Regions from separate parts of the Mus musculus genome. Here regions 1 and 3 are each linked to region 2. Evidence: chromatin loops called from intact Hi-C (ENCODE). Cell type or tissue: left cerebral cortex. All regions are shown on one strand. Each heading gives the region's core, and the rest is flanking DNA. Links, peaks and the distances in the headings are about the cores only.

Region 1 (4,990 bases), core at 645-4,644, 620 kb after region 2:
AGGATCTCACATTTGACTGTTTATCAAATCCTCTGGTGTATTTTGATTCCAAGCCTTAAAACATAGTCCACTGTTTCCATAACAATTATCTCCCAGTGGGTCAAGGTCTAGACCAAAGTTATCCCATTTCTGGTTCTGGTTTCATTTCCTTCCTAGGTTGATTTGTGAAGATTTACAATTAGGTAAAGAATTTATAAACACACTGTCCTTCCTCAAAACTCCTTCCCTAACAGGAATGACCAGAACTAAGATACCTCCTTCTTCTTCCTAGGAATTACTTTTAAATCCTGCACCTACAACTGAAGAAGATTCAGTAAGCTTTTCATAAGTCACAGAGGCCATGACACCAGGTTGAAAAGGGAGACAGAAGTATCCTGAGCATACATCCTGAGAGTAGACACAGTCCACAGGCCATGTGCCCAGGGATGGGGGATCTGGAGGTTAGGTCTTTGCAACACAGTGCAGCCTGAGAAGCACTTTTCCAGTTTGCAAGGATATGGGGAGAGAAGCAACTCTGGGTGTGGCCCCTATTATGGAACCAGGCAGCTACAGCCCACGTGGGAACAACCTGAGCCCAGGACTCATTCCTTCCTCCAATTTAGCCAGTGGAGATGAGAAGAAAGTTCCAGTCATTGCCTACAGTTAAATTCCCTACAAGCCAAATGGAGGGAATCTTAGAAGAAACCATAACAGAGAGAAAAAAAGTACAGAAAGCTTATTGAGATCAGGAACTCTTCCTGCTTTAGGCTCTGTGATCCTGGGCCAACTGGTCTACCTGTTCCTTTCCCCCCTCCCCCATCTGTTCAGTGAAAGTAACAGTTCTAATCAATAGCATAAATTCACCATGACCTTGGAGTGAGTTAACACAGATAAGGCTTGGGAATAGAACCATTTAACTCCATTATCTTGACTGGCTTACCATTCATTGTCTCAGACCTAAAACCACTCAGCATACAACTTAACATCCTTTGGTTTACAAAAGATAAAACTTCTTAGCATCATAAGTAAATTGGTATCCATGCTACCCTATTGGTTCTGGGGGACTACTGGAGGTACAGATTTCTCTTCTGTTTTGTCTTCTGTGTTTTTGTTTGCGTGCTTGCTTTTTAAGTTTTATTTTTATGGAGCTAAGAGAGCACTAACTGCTCTTCAAGAGGACCTGGGCTCAGTTCCCAGCACCCACAAGGTAGCTCACAACCACCTATAACTTCAGTCCCAGGGTGTCTGATGCCCTCTTCTGGGCTTTGCAAGCACCAGCCATATACACATACATGCACATACATACATGCAGGCAAGCACTTACACAAGTAGGTTTTAAATAAATAAATCTGTTTTTAAAAGCCAAATTGAAATTTACTTTCATTATTTTTTAATTATCTGTCAGAGTGTGTGCATATGAGCGCAAATCCCTTGAAGGCCAGAGCATGGGATCCCCTGGAGCCAGAGTACACATGGTTATGAGCTGGCCGAGGTGGGTGCTGGCCACAGAAACTCCATCTTTGGCCAGCCCCTGAACTATATTTTTAACTTTGTTCTTTAGCAAGAAGTTGAGTCCCTAACATCTACTTGTCTACATTCAGCCATCTTAATGACCAGCTTACTTAACAAATGTTCTGTGCAGTTGACTCTCTCTTAACCTCCTACATTGCACAGAACACTATTCCATAGACAAATAGGGTTGTGAATGTCTATAATCTCAGCACTCAAGAGTCAGAAGCAAGAAGATCATGAGTTCAATTCGGGTGTGGTGGCACACGCTTTTAATCTCAGCACTCGGGAGGCAGAGGCAGGTGGATTTCTGAGTTCAAGGCGAGCCTGGTCTACAAAGTGAGTTCCAGGACAGCCAGGGCTATACAGAGAAACCCTGTCTCAAGAAGAAGAAGAAGAAGGAAGAAGAAGAAGAAGAAGGAAGAAGAAGAAGAAGAAGAAGGAAGAAGAAGAGGAAGAAGAAGAGGAAGAAGAAGAGGAAGAAGAAGAGGAAGAAGAAGAGGAAGAAGAAGAGGAAGAAGAAGAGGAAGAAGAAGAGGAAGAAGAAGAGGACGAAGAAGAGGAAGAAGAAGAGGAAGAAGAAGAGGAAGAAGAAGAGGAAGAAGAAGAGGAAGAAGAAGAGGAAGAAGAAGAGGAAGAAGAAGAGGAAGAAGAAGAGGAAGAAGGAAGAAGAAGAGGAAGAAGAAGAGGAAGAAGAGGAAGAAGAAGAGGAAGAAGAAGAGGAAGAAGAAGAAGAAGAAGAAGAAGAAGAAGAAGAAGAAGAAGAAGAAGAAGAAGAAGAAGAAGAGGAAGAAGAGGAAGAAGAAGAGGAAGAAGAAGAGGAAGAAGAAGAAGAAGAAGAAGAAGAAGAAGAAGAAGAAGAAGAAGAAGAAGAAGAAGAAGAAGAAGAAGATGATAATGAGTTCAAAGCCACATGGGGATACATGGCAAGTTTCAGGACAGCCTGTACTATGTGAAGCCTGTCTCCAAAAAAAAAACAAAAAAAAACAAAACCTTACACTCCAGGATATTAATAAAACGTTAAAATTCAGGTAACCCTGCCAGTCAAAACTAATCATAAGATCCTTTCAAAAGGAAGTCTTCCTTGCTCTTTAAAAGCTGTTTGCTTCTTCCTTTTACTGGTAGATGAGATGGTACTGACCAGATGAACAGGTCAGCTGGCCATTGGACTCAGCAGCTGCACTATCTCTATGATCTAACCAGCACAGGCCACTGGCAGAGTTTTCTAAGCAGGCCTTTTCAGAGTCCAAAAGATAAAGGCTAAATTTCGAGCAAATTCCAGCTTCTCGCCAGGGCTTCTGAGCACAAAAGATATCTGCCTCTCGGTAAAGCTCATTCAAAAGCTGGAATGGAAGAGCTAGCCTCCCCAGGAGCAAGAGGAAAGCTCTCTTTATCTGATTTGAGCTTGGACCTGAATTCAGACAGCTGGATGCAGTTGCAAGGATGTGGACACACTGCCATCTGCTGGCCACATTGTGCAGAGCAGAAGACGTGTCCTCCCGCAATAGCTATGTCTCCCCCAACATCCCCTTTCCTCCTTTTCCAAATTGGAAGAATACGGGTGTCTCACTTAGAGCAGAGCCTTATACGCAAGAAGCTGGGGATGGGTGTTCTATCTGGGAGATGATTCTGGGACTATGAGGAGGACAAGATGGGTTTCAGCTGCCATGCATTCCACCCCACAGTACAGCAAGCCCAGAGCAACAGACGGGATGCCTCAGAGAACGAACAGCAAGGAGAGGCTGAGACATGTATCTGTGCATCTTGCTCCCTCTGAAAGCCCAGGGGAAGTGGTGTTATGCACCAGTTATGTCTGCTTCTATTCTCTATGAGCTGCCTACAGCCCTGTCTGGTGCCAATTTTCCAGACTCCTTCCCATTTTACCGAAGTTTGGAATATGTGAGTGTGTCATCTACCAATCTTGCACCACCAGGCAGAAGGGGGACTAAGCTTTGACTTTCAGCTAGTCACCCAGTCTCTCTATGGTTCCCCAATTTTTAAATGAAATGGCCCTAGGACCTAACTCAGCACAGTGCACAAGGATTAACCAAGCATATGCTTTTAAAGTGTTTAAAAGTTCATCCTAGCTTGAAAAGCACTGCATAAACATCAGCATTCATTCAACAAATATTCCCTGAGCATCTACGTCCCAAGGATGCAACAACAATGAAATGTGCGCCCCACCCCCACCCCCATGCTCTCTGCCAGAGTCTCACTAGCCTACGTGACTCAGAGTCACCTGGAGAACTGTCAGGGGTGTTTGTTTCATCTTTGATTCTTGGTTTTAATCCAGAGCCTCACACGTGCTAGGCAGGTGTTCTATCACTGAGCCCTGTGACCTTCTTAGAGCACAGATGAGAGGGCCCCACTTCCAGGATCTCTGAGACCTTGGAGTCTGCACTGCCATCCTGGCTCCAGGTGCCACTAAGGCTGCTGGCCCAGGAGGTCACATTTTAGGAATCGTTAGCCAAACGGCACATGACAGCACAAGCCTGTAGTCTCATACTCCAGAGGCAGAGACAAAATTACCTAAGGTCAGGGCTAGCTTTGCCCATAAACTAGTAAGTTACAGGACAGCAAAGGTTACATAGTGCAGACCTGTGTCCAAAACCAACAACAAAACTATATGTATGCACAATGGAATATCTTCCAGCCTTAAAAGGGAGGACATTGAGGCCTGAGAGGTGGCTCAGCAGTTAGGAGCTTTTGCTAAAATTCCTTCCCTGAGAGAGACAAATGTCTACCCCTCCTCCTAAGGCCAAATCCCACCAAAGCTCACCCAGAAGTACCAATGACTTTATCAATCATACTTACATAGCGGAAGGTGTGGGATAATGGCCGTGCATGTGGATAACCTTAAAACGGCGCACCAGAAGGTCTGCATCCAGCAGGGATGCCAGTGTCCCCTCACTGTTCTCCACTCTAGCCCTTCCCCCAAGACCAAATGCAATTAAGGGGAAATTGCATACACCTGCGTGGGATATTCAGCTGAGGGTCCCTTGACTCTCCCAACAACCCCCTTCTAAGCGGGATGGTAAATAATCAACAGGTCCGGCTGTGACAATCGCAACAGGCCCAGCACAATTCCTGAAAATGATGACAGTTCAGATCAAAGGATAGTCCTGCCCAACCAGAGTGATTGCTGTTCTTGCAAAGGCCCCGGGTTCAACTCCCAGCACCTACTGAAGCCTCACAACCCTGGGTAACTACAGTTCCAGGAGACTCCTTATCTCTGCAGCTTCCACACATGTGGTACACATGTACACACTCAGTCACACACACTTGTGTGTGTTAAATAAATGAGTACATTTTACAAATTGTTTTTAAGAAGAAAACAGCTGGTAAGCTGACTTGGTTGGCAAAGGTGATTGCCACCAAGCCATGATGAGTTCAATCCGTAGGACTCAAGTTGTAAAAGTAGAACTCTTAAAATCTGTGGCCTGGGCTGGTGAGATGGCTCAGCAGGTAAGAGCACCGACTGCTCTTCCAAAGGTCCTGAGTT
Region 2 (4,990 bases), core at 368-4,367:
AGCAAACAGTTCAAGGGGGGGGGGAGGCAGGGGAGAAATGATTTGTCAAGTACCTTTTCTAGCATCTTGCAGTCCAGTCAAAAAAGGAGGGGGGGAAAAAAGAAAGAATATTACACATAAGCCAGAAGTCAGCATAAACAATAAACATGGTTAGTTCAAGAGGGAAGAAATATCATTTATTCAGTTATTCAATACTTTTTAAAATCCAAGTGCTATAAATGAGAAGCAGTATTTGAATGAGGCCAAAGTGGTCCAGTAACGTGACAGACAAATGCATCCAAACACAATGTGTAATGGGGACAAACAGGTTCCACTGTCAACCTCCCAAAGATGTTTTGAAATAGGGCGGGACTTTAAGACAGGAAACTCTCAGAAAATTTCATTAAACTCCAGTGTTAGGGTTTTTTGTTTTTGGCTTTTTTTGTGTTTTGTTTTTTTTTTTTCCTTAATCTGAGTTCAAAAATGCTTTTTGCCAAAGCTAGAATTTATTTTAAAAATCTTTTTAATTCCGTCACACACTCTAACAAAGCTTGCTATGCAAATATACAGAGATTCGACCCACTGCTTTCTCTTCCCCTTTCCACTTCACATCCACAGATTCCTTTCAAAGAGCTATAAGGATGTGCACAGATGCTATCTCAAATGAAAACTTCCGTTCCATTCCCTATGCTCAAGAAAATAACAATTTCCCAGGAAAGCAGACTCAAGCTGTCACCCGCAGAACCCGGCAATGCCCACATTACCAAAATAAAAGCTACATGCCCTTAGGGAACCAAATCCTCAGACATTTCACATGCAAAGGGCAGAAAAAAAAAACAATTACATAAAATGAGGAAAATAAAAAGGTGGGAAAAGACAGACAACTTAAAAAGCAAACCACACCCTCAACTCTTGTATTACAAACCCATCTGCCAGGGGCCTTTACCTTCATTTTCCATCGAAACTGCACTCTGGTTGATGGCTACAAAGTCTTTAGTGTCAGCCACGGCCACACTGGGAATAGAGAGGAGAGGAGGACAAGGAAGAGAAGACCCCGGAATCCCAGGCTGTCACCCCCGCTCCCGGCCACGCGTCCCACGGCTGCTCCCACCACCCCTAGCAGCAGCATCTGCAAGAGAAACCAGGAGAAGCGGAGCTGAGGAGAGGGGAGAGGAGCAGGGCGACCCTCGCCCAGCCGCCACCACCCTAGCCCACCCCCTGCGCCGCCCGCAGCGCCTGCGACACACACGCCAGCCGGGCGGCGCCCGAGAGGCGCCCTACGGGCAAGAGACGTTCCCCCCCTCCCTGGACGCCCCCTTCCCTCTGGACCTGGAAGTTTCTGGAAATAGGGGCAGGAGTAGACACCCGAGTCCTCCCCGACACCCCAGACGTCCTCCCCTTCCCTCCAGGCTGCGAGGACTCACTCGCGGGGCTGCGGGGGCGCCCCACGCGCCTCGGGCGACCCGGAGCTGCTGGCAGCACAGCGGCGCCACACGTCCCGAGGAGAAGGAGCAGGACGGCGGCAGGGAGGGGAGAGGAGGAGCGGCGAAGGGCCCGTCAAGCTCGGCCCGCCGGCTCCGCGCGTCTCCGCGCACGGCCGAGCAGCTCTGCTCCCGCCTCCGCCTCCTGCGCTCCGCTCCGCCCCTCCCCGCCGCCCGGCGCTCCCTGCACTGCCCAGCCCGCCGCCCACCGAGCTTTGTCGCTACCACTTCCGCCCGGAGAGGCGCGCGCGCAGGCGCACTCCAGCTCTCGGCGCGGGTGAGCGGAAGTGCAGTGAGGCCGAGCCTGCGAGCCCTAATGGACGTGGTCCTGGGGATGCAGAGGGTTTGTAGGAGAGCGCGCGGGGCCCACGGCTCCTCCAGGGCTCTCGGGATAGCGACTGCCCGCTTTCTACACACCCGGCGGCGCAAGGGGCGGAAGGACACCCATCCCCGTATCCAGCCACACATTCTGTCGAGGCGGCCGCGGGTACGAGGCAGAGACAGGCACAGCCATTGCCGGGTCACAGAGTCGCCTGGGCGCTCTCTGCACAGCTCTGGAAGTCTCTCCGGTCTCACGGCCGTCACAATCTCCCCGGACGACACAGAGAGAAGCTGATGTTCCTGTCAGCGGCCTCCCACGCGTCGTACCCTCACTTGTAAACACGAGCTCTGGCTGCTTCTCTGGTCTTGGGAGGACTGGTCATCATGGGACCAGTTTCCAAAATTCTTTCCTGCTCAGGGGTGTGCTCCGAAGCCCCATGTGTCATGAAAGGGCAAGGTTCAGAGTGACAGCTCGAGGAAGGAACCCTGACCTTTTTTCATTGCGTGAATGCAACCAGAATAGCTGGGATAGAATCTAGAAATCAAGTCGCCCTGCCATCGAAGCCGAAAAACCCATATTACCTTGGCCGCTGCTATCATTTTCCAAGTCAGCCTTTCACTTAGCACCTCACACAAACCCCTAGACTTCTAATGAATAGTTGCTACTCTTTAAAGCACAGGAAGCCATTGAACCACTCTCCCACCTATATCCACTAGAGGGCAGAACTACACCTATGGCCAGTTACGGAGCATCCTCTGAAGACCCCCTCCCTCCCCTTCTGCTCCAAAGAAAAAGCCTCTACAGGTATTTTTTCCTCCGTGACCAAATAACCGTAACAAAATTGCTCTTTTATATTGGGTCCTATAACATGCTTTCAAACACACGTTCTACATAATGGACCGAGTTGCCTGCCTTCCTGTGTTGGGTGCCTGTTAAGCTTGTTTAGGATCAAAATTTCTGGACAGCTTCTGGGTTGACATACACACGTCTTCTATTTTGAAAAATGAGCTTTTGCCAGGCATAGTAGTTCATGCCACTCATGGGAAACAGAAGCAGAGGATGGCCGCAATTTCCAGGCCAGGCTAGTGTAGAAATCTATAATTCATCTCCACTTTGGTATGTATAATGATGTTTTATATGCCCCGTGGCATAAGCTTGTGGCTTCTATAATAAAATTGCTGTCTCGTGCTCAGTTTTAAAATTAGTTTGTAGTAGTTATTACTTAACAGAATATTAATGTTACAACAAGCACAATTTAAAACACAAAGTTTACAAGGTAGATCACATTATATAAGCACTTAGAATTCATATGTAGACTTCTGGAAAACGTAATTTTATTGTTGTGCTGGGGTTTCTTTTATCACCTTAACAGGGCTAGTGTCATCTGGTAAAATGGAAGGCTCAACTGAGAAAATGTCTCCATCACATAGACCTACCTACAGTCAAGTCTGTGGAGAATTTTCTCAAGTGATTGATGCGGGAGTGCCGGGATCACTGTGGACAGGGCTATCCATGGACAGGTGGTCCTGGGTTAGGTAAGATGGCAAACTGAGGGACCCGTGAGAAGCAAGCCAGGAAGCAGTGCTCCTCCATGGGCTCCGCTTCAGTTTCTGCCTCCAGGTTCCCACTTTGGATTGCTTCAGCGATGGAAAGTATAAGCCTTTCCTTCCCTAGCTGCTTCTGATGTCTTGGGACAGCAAAAGAAAAGAAAACTAGGACATCTGTATTGTTAGTTATTGGACCAATTAGCTGAAACGATGCGCGTGTTGCTTAAGATGGTTTTTCTATTCTGTACCAGATCTGATCACGGCCCCACACTAGCCGAGATCAGCAACATTGACTTCTATTTCCTGTGATCAAAAGTTAGCATTTATTATGTATCTGCATATAATTTATATATTAAAGCTTTAATCAATACTGTTAAAGCCAGAGCAGCATGCTCTCCTCTTTTTCTGTGCATGCTGGATCCTTCTGTGAGGGGCTGTGTACCATTCCCACCTCGGTGTGTGACAGAGGGAGGGACTAAAATATAGTGAACTGTAAATGCAAAATGCACGAACATGCAGAAGGATTCCTTCTTTCCTCTTACACAGTAAAACTGTCGGAAGGGACAGAAAGGGCGCGTGAAGATAATAATAAAGCAGAAGCATTGCCGAGGTGGAACCCTTAATATGTGAAGAAACATTAAGACTAGCTACAGTGAGACTGGTGGCCATGAGAGACAATATAGCCAAGTGTCCTTGTGACCAACCCCGAAAGTTCCCCTTTAAAATAACCCTCCCCTAAAGTTTGGCTCTTATTCCTTTTGTGTTGAATATTTAACCTACAAAATTAAATGCATCTAGAGCAAAATGTGGTTTACAGGAGCTGAGAGTGTTTCTCAGTGGTGGGAATGGAATCCTTAGATGATTCAAACTTGAGCACCACTGAGAAAGTGGGGGTGAGGAGATGAGAAAAGAAGAGTGGTCACATGACTGAGAAGGTTCGAGGCTCCTTTTCCTGGGGGAAGCGTGGGGAAGCACGGTCATGATGCTCCAATGTTATTCATACTGTGCTTGGTTCTAAGAGGATATGAGCTACCCTGCTTTTATATTATAATAAAACTTGAACATTTAAAAGTATATGAAGATCAAATACTTGATATAAATTAGCCTTGTCCAACTATTTAAATACAGATGATAAAGGAGTGTGTATTTTAAAATAAAACTAGAAGAGCTACTTTTAAATCTTCCCCTAGTTACTGTCTTCTTTTAACCCTTTAGCATCATCTGAACTAAAGGATCAAAATTGTTAGGAAAAGTCAGCAAACAAAGATATATGCCCTGAAGTTCACCATCCCATATAGTTGGTTTAAAAGAAAAAAAAAACTGAGCACGTTTATGCATATGTATGTATGTTCGTGAGCGTGTGTGTGTGTGTGTATGTGTGTGTGTGTAAGCATAGAAGACAGCCTTGAGTACATCTTTAGAATACCCTTCATCTCCTTTGAGCCAGGTCTATAATTGGCCTGGGGCACACAGATAGTCTAGATTGACTGGGCAGCAAGCCCTAGGGATCCTCCCATCTCTGCCTCCCCAGAGATGGAATTACAGACACATGCCACCATGCTCAGTTGAAGATGGAATTCAGTACATTTTCTTACCTTCAAGACAAGCATATTACTGACAGCTATCTTCCCAGACTCTAAAAACTGAACATTTTTCTAAAA
Region 3 (4,990 bases), core at 645-4,644, 120 kb after region 2:
GGCACGCTATCTCCCTCACCTCAACATATCTATTTCTAAAAGGTGTTTGCAAGCAGATAGTGACCTGTTACAGGAGGAGGAGCACTCTGAAGTGAGTTTGCCGCAGTACCCCTATTTAGATGGAGAGCGGAGGAAGGGTCTACACAACCCTTCTATCACCACGGTGTAGTGCTGACCCTCAGAGGCCCTGACGATTATGGCAAAGCTTTGAATGGAGTCATCTGGGATAGTCCCAGAGTGACAGAGCAGATCCTGTTACTCCTTTAGAAGCCTGTACTGTCCTCCCGACCCGCACCCCTTCATATCCTGCAGCTCTATCCAGCAAGTACTGGTAGATATTCTTAGCCAACAAAAATGAGTATTGGATGGGCACAGAGTTCTTGTGCCAGTCATGTTTCAGGGCCACCTATTAGCATTTGGATAAGACTGAGGTTACACTGGGCAGAGAGGAGCCAGGTGCTACACCCTAGACTCTGAAGGACTTGTGTTCTGGTCCTAGTGCAGTCAATCAAAGAATACTTGGATAAGGGCATTGCAATGCTAGGACTAGAGGTGTGTTGAGATGGTCATCTGTAGCCTGTAGTTCTCAAGCATGAGTTGACAGAGTCACCTAGGGGGCTTTTAAAACAGCAGCATCAGAACCTTCTAGAACTTGAATTGTCAACAAGAAGCTAGCCTTTCTCTGACTATCAACTAGGTTTAAAACTTCAGATAAGCAAATTGAGGCTACGTTATCCTGTAGCTGACGTTATCCGGTAACTGATGTCTTCTTTCTTATGGAGGTCCTGGGTTTTTGGAGTACATTGGCGATGGAAGTTTGCTTTGGGGTCTTCCAGAGCACACACACTTCTCAGCTTCCTGGTCTGACTATATTGTCTAGTGGTCATGATAAGTCTCATGATGCAAGACCATATCATAGATGGGCCCATGCCACCTCTAGTTTCATAAGAACATATTGCAATTTGTTCCCTAACCAGTTCTATTACTTGGCCAGGCAGGATCAACTAAGCAGGCAAGGTTGTTTGTTTTCAAAGGGGAATTCTCCAAGGTGGAGGATATAATGGTAGCATTGGAGGTGGTGATGGTGACCATCTCAGAGATGTTGGAGATAAACACGATGCAGGAATAGCATCTATAATCTCGGAGAGTACCTGAGGTAGCAGGGAATGCCTGGGGCTGGTTTGCCATTGATCTTCCTGGCCTGACAGGTGCATGAGTCAGCTACTTTCAAAAGGCTAAGAACAGAGTGAACATATATAAATCAAGGTTTTATAAATTAAATATTTCCATTTAACTCACACTATAATTTCAGAGGCATTAAATCTTTATTCAGATGACCTTTCACTGTCAGAGATGGACTATTTCAGCCTTAAGTTAGCACTGCCTACTGCGTCTGGAACACACAGTTATTTTGTAAAAGGGCTCCTAAGGATTACTGGAATTTATACTTAAGTAATCATTTCATAAAAAGCAATTTCTGTGCCTGAAAATGCATTCAGTATTCCTATGTTTCATCAGATGACATTTTTTCATTGAACATTCCAGGAGAAATATGCTAGACCATCCTCAGACCACAAAGTTTAAGAGGGGGAAACATTTAAAGGCATTAAGAGACAAGTTATCTCTATGTTCCATTTTTTCCTTTGGTACGTCAGCAGATCATTCCGTTAGGAAATGAAAATAAATGATAAAAATATGATAATGATGTTCTAGACATTAAAATGGCTAAAACACCATTTACTTCCTACAAGGAAAAAAATTCTCTCTGGAGCTTAAAGTTCTTAGGGAAAATGGGCTCATAAAGACATAAATCATCATAAATTCTAATGTAAATTCAATAAGATAAATTGACACAATAAACCTGTATACAACTGAGCCCCAAAACTAACATTATTTTATTTTCTGTGTTCTTTGGGTGAGACAAGGTCTCATGTAGTCCAGGCTGGCCCTAACCTTAGAATGTAGTCATGGATGAATAAAGGATAGAGCCTGAAGTCGAGGATGGCTTGAACCATTCATTCAGCTGCTCCCTGCTCCCTGGGTAGTGATGGGATTACAGTCATTTGCACCTCACATAGTGTATAAAACACTCTACAAACTGAGCTAGTCCCCCAAGCTATCCTCTGCCTTTTTTAGTAATTGTTGTCATTAACATCATCTTTTTTTGTTGTTATTGAATAACAGTATATGCCTAATGCTTTCTTGTACCCACAGTCTCATGTGGTCTCCTTGTTTCTATTTTAGAAAACAAGATACTAAGGTCCAAGAGGTTTTGAGCAGTTCATCCAAGAATGAGTCCTAGCTCTAAGACCCAGACTCTGGAATCCTGTCCCTAGCAGCTCAGATCCTCCCACTGGGATGCCCTGCCCCCTAGTGGATTTCTGCTCATTTTGCCCATTCCCATCACCCAGGAAGAAAAGTCATTCTCTTTCCTTTCCTTTCCTTTCCTTTCCTTTCCTTTCCTTTCCTTTCCTTTCCTTTCCTTTCCTTTCCTTTCCTTTCCTTTCCTTTCCTCTCCTCTCCTCTCCTCTCCTCTCCTCTCCTCTCCTCTCCTCTCCTCTCCTCTCCTCTCCTCTCCTCTCCTCTCCTCTCCTCTCCTCTCCTCTCCTCTCCTCTCCTCTCCTCTCCTCTCCTCTCCTTTTCTTTTCTTCTCTCTTCTTTCTTTCTTTCTTTCTTTTTTAATTACACATTATTTGTTGTGACTGTTTAATCTTAAACATTTAAAAACATGAAAGTGTTTTCTGTCACATCTCCTCCAGTATTGAAAGATATGATTATTTCTAAGAGGACAACTGGAAAGCTCTAAGGAGGTTCTGAACACATTCCAAGAACATACCCCTGACGTTGAATTCAACATGGCTTCTCTGTTCTCTGCAGCTAATTGTGTGTTCCCAACATCTCTCCCCAGATCGCATATATAGGCTTGAGACACGTCAGATCGAGTTAGAATGGCACTGAGATTCTTCGAGTACTCTCCTGGGCTCCCTAAAGAGACTGGCAATATATTTAAGGCAAGAAAGATATTCAAAGAGATCTGAATTTGTTTTTCTCTGAGCTTACCTGAATTCCTCTGCCTTAAGTACTTTTCTAATGAATCTCTCTCACTTTGGTACTGTTAAAAACCATCACAGTATTAAAATGCATAATTGAATGGCCTTGGTTTAATTAGGAAGGACTTGGGTTAATATTAGATTAGACTGCAGAAAGCAACATGGATAGATTTTTAAAAGTGAATTAGGCTGTTATTTAAGCCACTGTTCATCACAATCAGAAGGAGAAGGAAAGGGAGGAGGGGGAGAAAAAGAAGGGGAAGGAGGAGGAAGAGGAGGAAGAACAAGGAGAAGAAGAGGAGGAAGAAAAGGAGAAGAGGAGGTGGAAGAGGAGGAGGAGAAGAAAAGAAGGAGAAGGATACAGAGAAGGAGAAGAAAAAAAAGAAGCAGCCACCATCCTGGGTGTAATAGCATCAGAACGAGGGCTGACTGGTGAGTTATAATGCTCTATGTCCAGCCAGTAGGCCATGCTGTGGAGGGCTAGGGAAACCTTGGGGCTTCATCTTTATTAGAGAGCTAGTTTTTAAAAACTTGGTATCTTTCTATTTGCGAGAAACAACCACTGTGATAAAAAGATAACCAACAAAGACAGGGTTGTGTACAATCTTCCATAAATGGCAGAGTTGTACAAGGCTTCCTAAGAACATGGCATCTCTTCCTGACCTACCTTAAGACTGTTTACTTCCACCGGGCTTGGATCTCAGGATATGGAAGAAAATAGTCAAACCCAACAAAAAAAGCAATTTTTAAGACAAACACTCTTCTAAGCATCACGTGAACACATGACACTGAGCGTGGAACAATGATGTGACAAAAATGCCTTCTTGGTGGAAAAATATGCTGGGTGTACACCATGGGCTGCACAGAAGGTCACAGATCACAGAAGGCTGTCATGGTGTCTGTCCTGCACATTACAGATGGCATCAGCTAGTGAGCTTCACTAATCATATTCCATATAGTATGTAAATAACGACTATCAAATTAGGTATTTCAGTTGGAAGTCTTCCAATGTGTTTGTGATGCATGTGTGTGTGTGTGTGTGTGTGTGAAAACACTTGGGTGAAATCATGTATACATATATATTTTTTAACCTTAAGTCCTGATATTTATTGGAATTAGTCCACAATATTGATGTCACTCTACCTGTCCCCACTGCACACAAGCTTCCTGTGAGGATAGAGAACCCCAAGCCTCCTGAGCTATGTTAAAAACAAAACAAAATTATCAAGACCCAGTACCCTACCCCATAAGTCCCATCCTTCTCCGCCACACCACCGTCTTTATCACTCGCTCACACAAACACCGCGCTATTGATTTATGATGTGGCGAGCACTGTCAAACTGAATCAATTAACATTTCCCGGCCATTTTCATTCCCACCAGCAGACCACTCTCAGCTGCTAGAGACACATGAACTAAAGGCCATGGGTTTAGTTCTATTTTTCAAGCCACATGGGTACAACCACCTGCTACAAACAAGAGAACTGTAAAGGTCAGACTGTAATCTAAAAGCCATCGCCAGTATAACTGCAAACTCTGCACAATGATGTCCCCTGGAATTAAATGACTTTAAGTTCTAGAACAAGATGAATGAGTTAACTTTTATTTATTTTTTTTAACAGTAATGTATCTGCTAAGGAAGATCTGTGGGTGCAAACCACAGGAATCCAGCTAACATTGTAGAGATCAGGACTTGGCTGTTCAAAGCTTTGTCTGCTTTAAGACCAGCATTACCTTGTGCTCAGGACTTCCGAGTCCCTCGCGTTGTAGCTCTGGGCTTTGCACTCTATTCAAGACTGGCAAGAGAGGAGCCCTTTCTCGGTCTCTGCTACCCTCTTAACTCCCCTCCACATGCCCTGAATAAACTCTATTCTATACAACACATACAGGCCTTAAAAACAGTACAGAAGAATAAATATTCAGTTGTTCTTCTACTAAATG

The links. Peaks named below come from ENCODE experiments on the same cell type or tissue, not always from the same donor. Only the 100,000 strongest peaks of a DNase experiment are listed, where the experiment ranks them.
Region 1: a loop joins it to region 2, with 3 times the contacts of the local background. A loop is called at or near these places in 4 of 42 quality-filtered maps.
Region 3: it touches region 2 in a loop (10-fold over the local background); 22 of 42 quality-filtered maps call a loop at or near these places.

The regions. Positions count from the first base shown.
Region 1 is chr9:106,110,031-106,115,020 of GRCm38, forward strand. No RefSeq gene overlaps it. Among named protein-coding and RNA genes, the nearest start is that of Col6a4, 16 kb to the left of the region's middle. In left cerebral cortex, for the core only: a CTCF peak has its summit at 2,953 (motif pointing left); a DNase peak (open chromatin) is centred at 2,949.
Region 2 is chr9:105,493,490-105,498,479 of GRCm38, forward strand. The region is part of intron 1 of Atp2c1 (ATPase, Ca++-sequestering); the gene reads right to left. It overlaps Gm40564 (a long non-coding RNA gene), which reads left to right and starts at 2,503. Exons shown (of 2, transcript XR_871130.1): 1 at 2,503-2,586; 2 at 3,155-3,709. In left cerebral cortex, for the core only: CTCF peaks have their summits at 1,186, 1,704 and 2,501 (motif pointing right); DNase peaks (open chromatin) are centred at 745, 1,685 and 2,488; H3K4me3 peaks cover 2,533 bases; H3K27ac peaks cover 1,975 bases.
Region 3 is chr9:105,615,117-105,620,106 of GRCm38, forward strand. No RefSeq gene overlaps it. Among named protein-coding and RNA genes, the nearest start is that of Pik3r4, 25 kb to the right of the region's middle. In left cerebral cortex, for the core only: a CTCF peak has its summit at 2,360 (motif pointing left); a DNase peak (open chromatin) is centred at 2,358.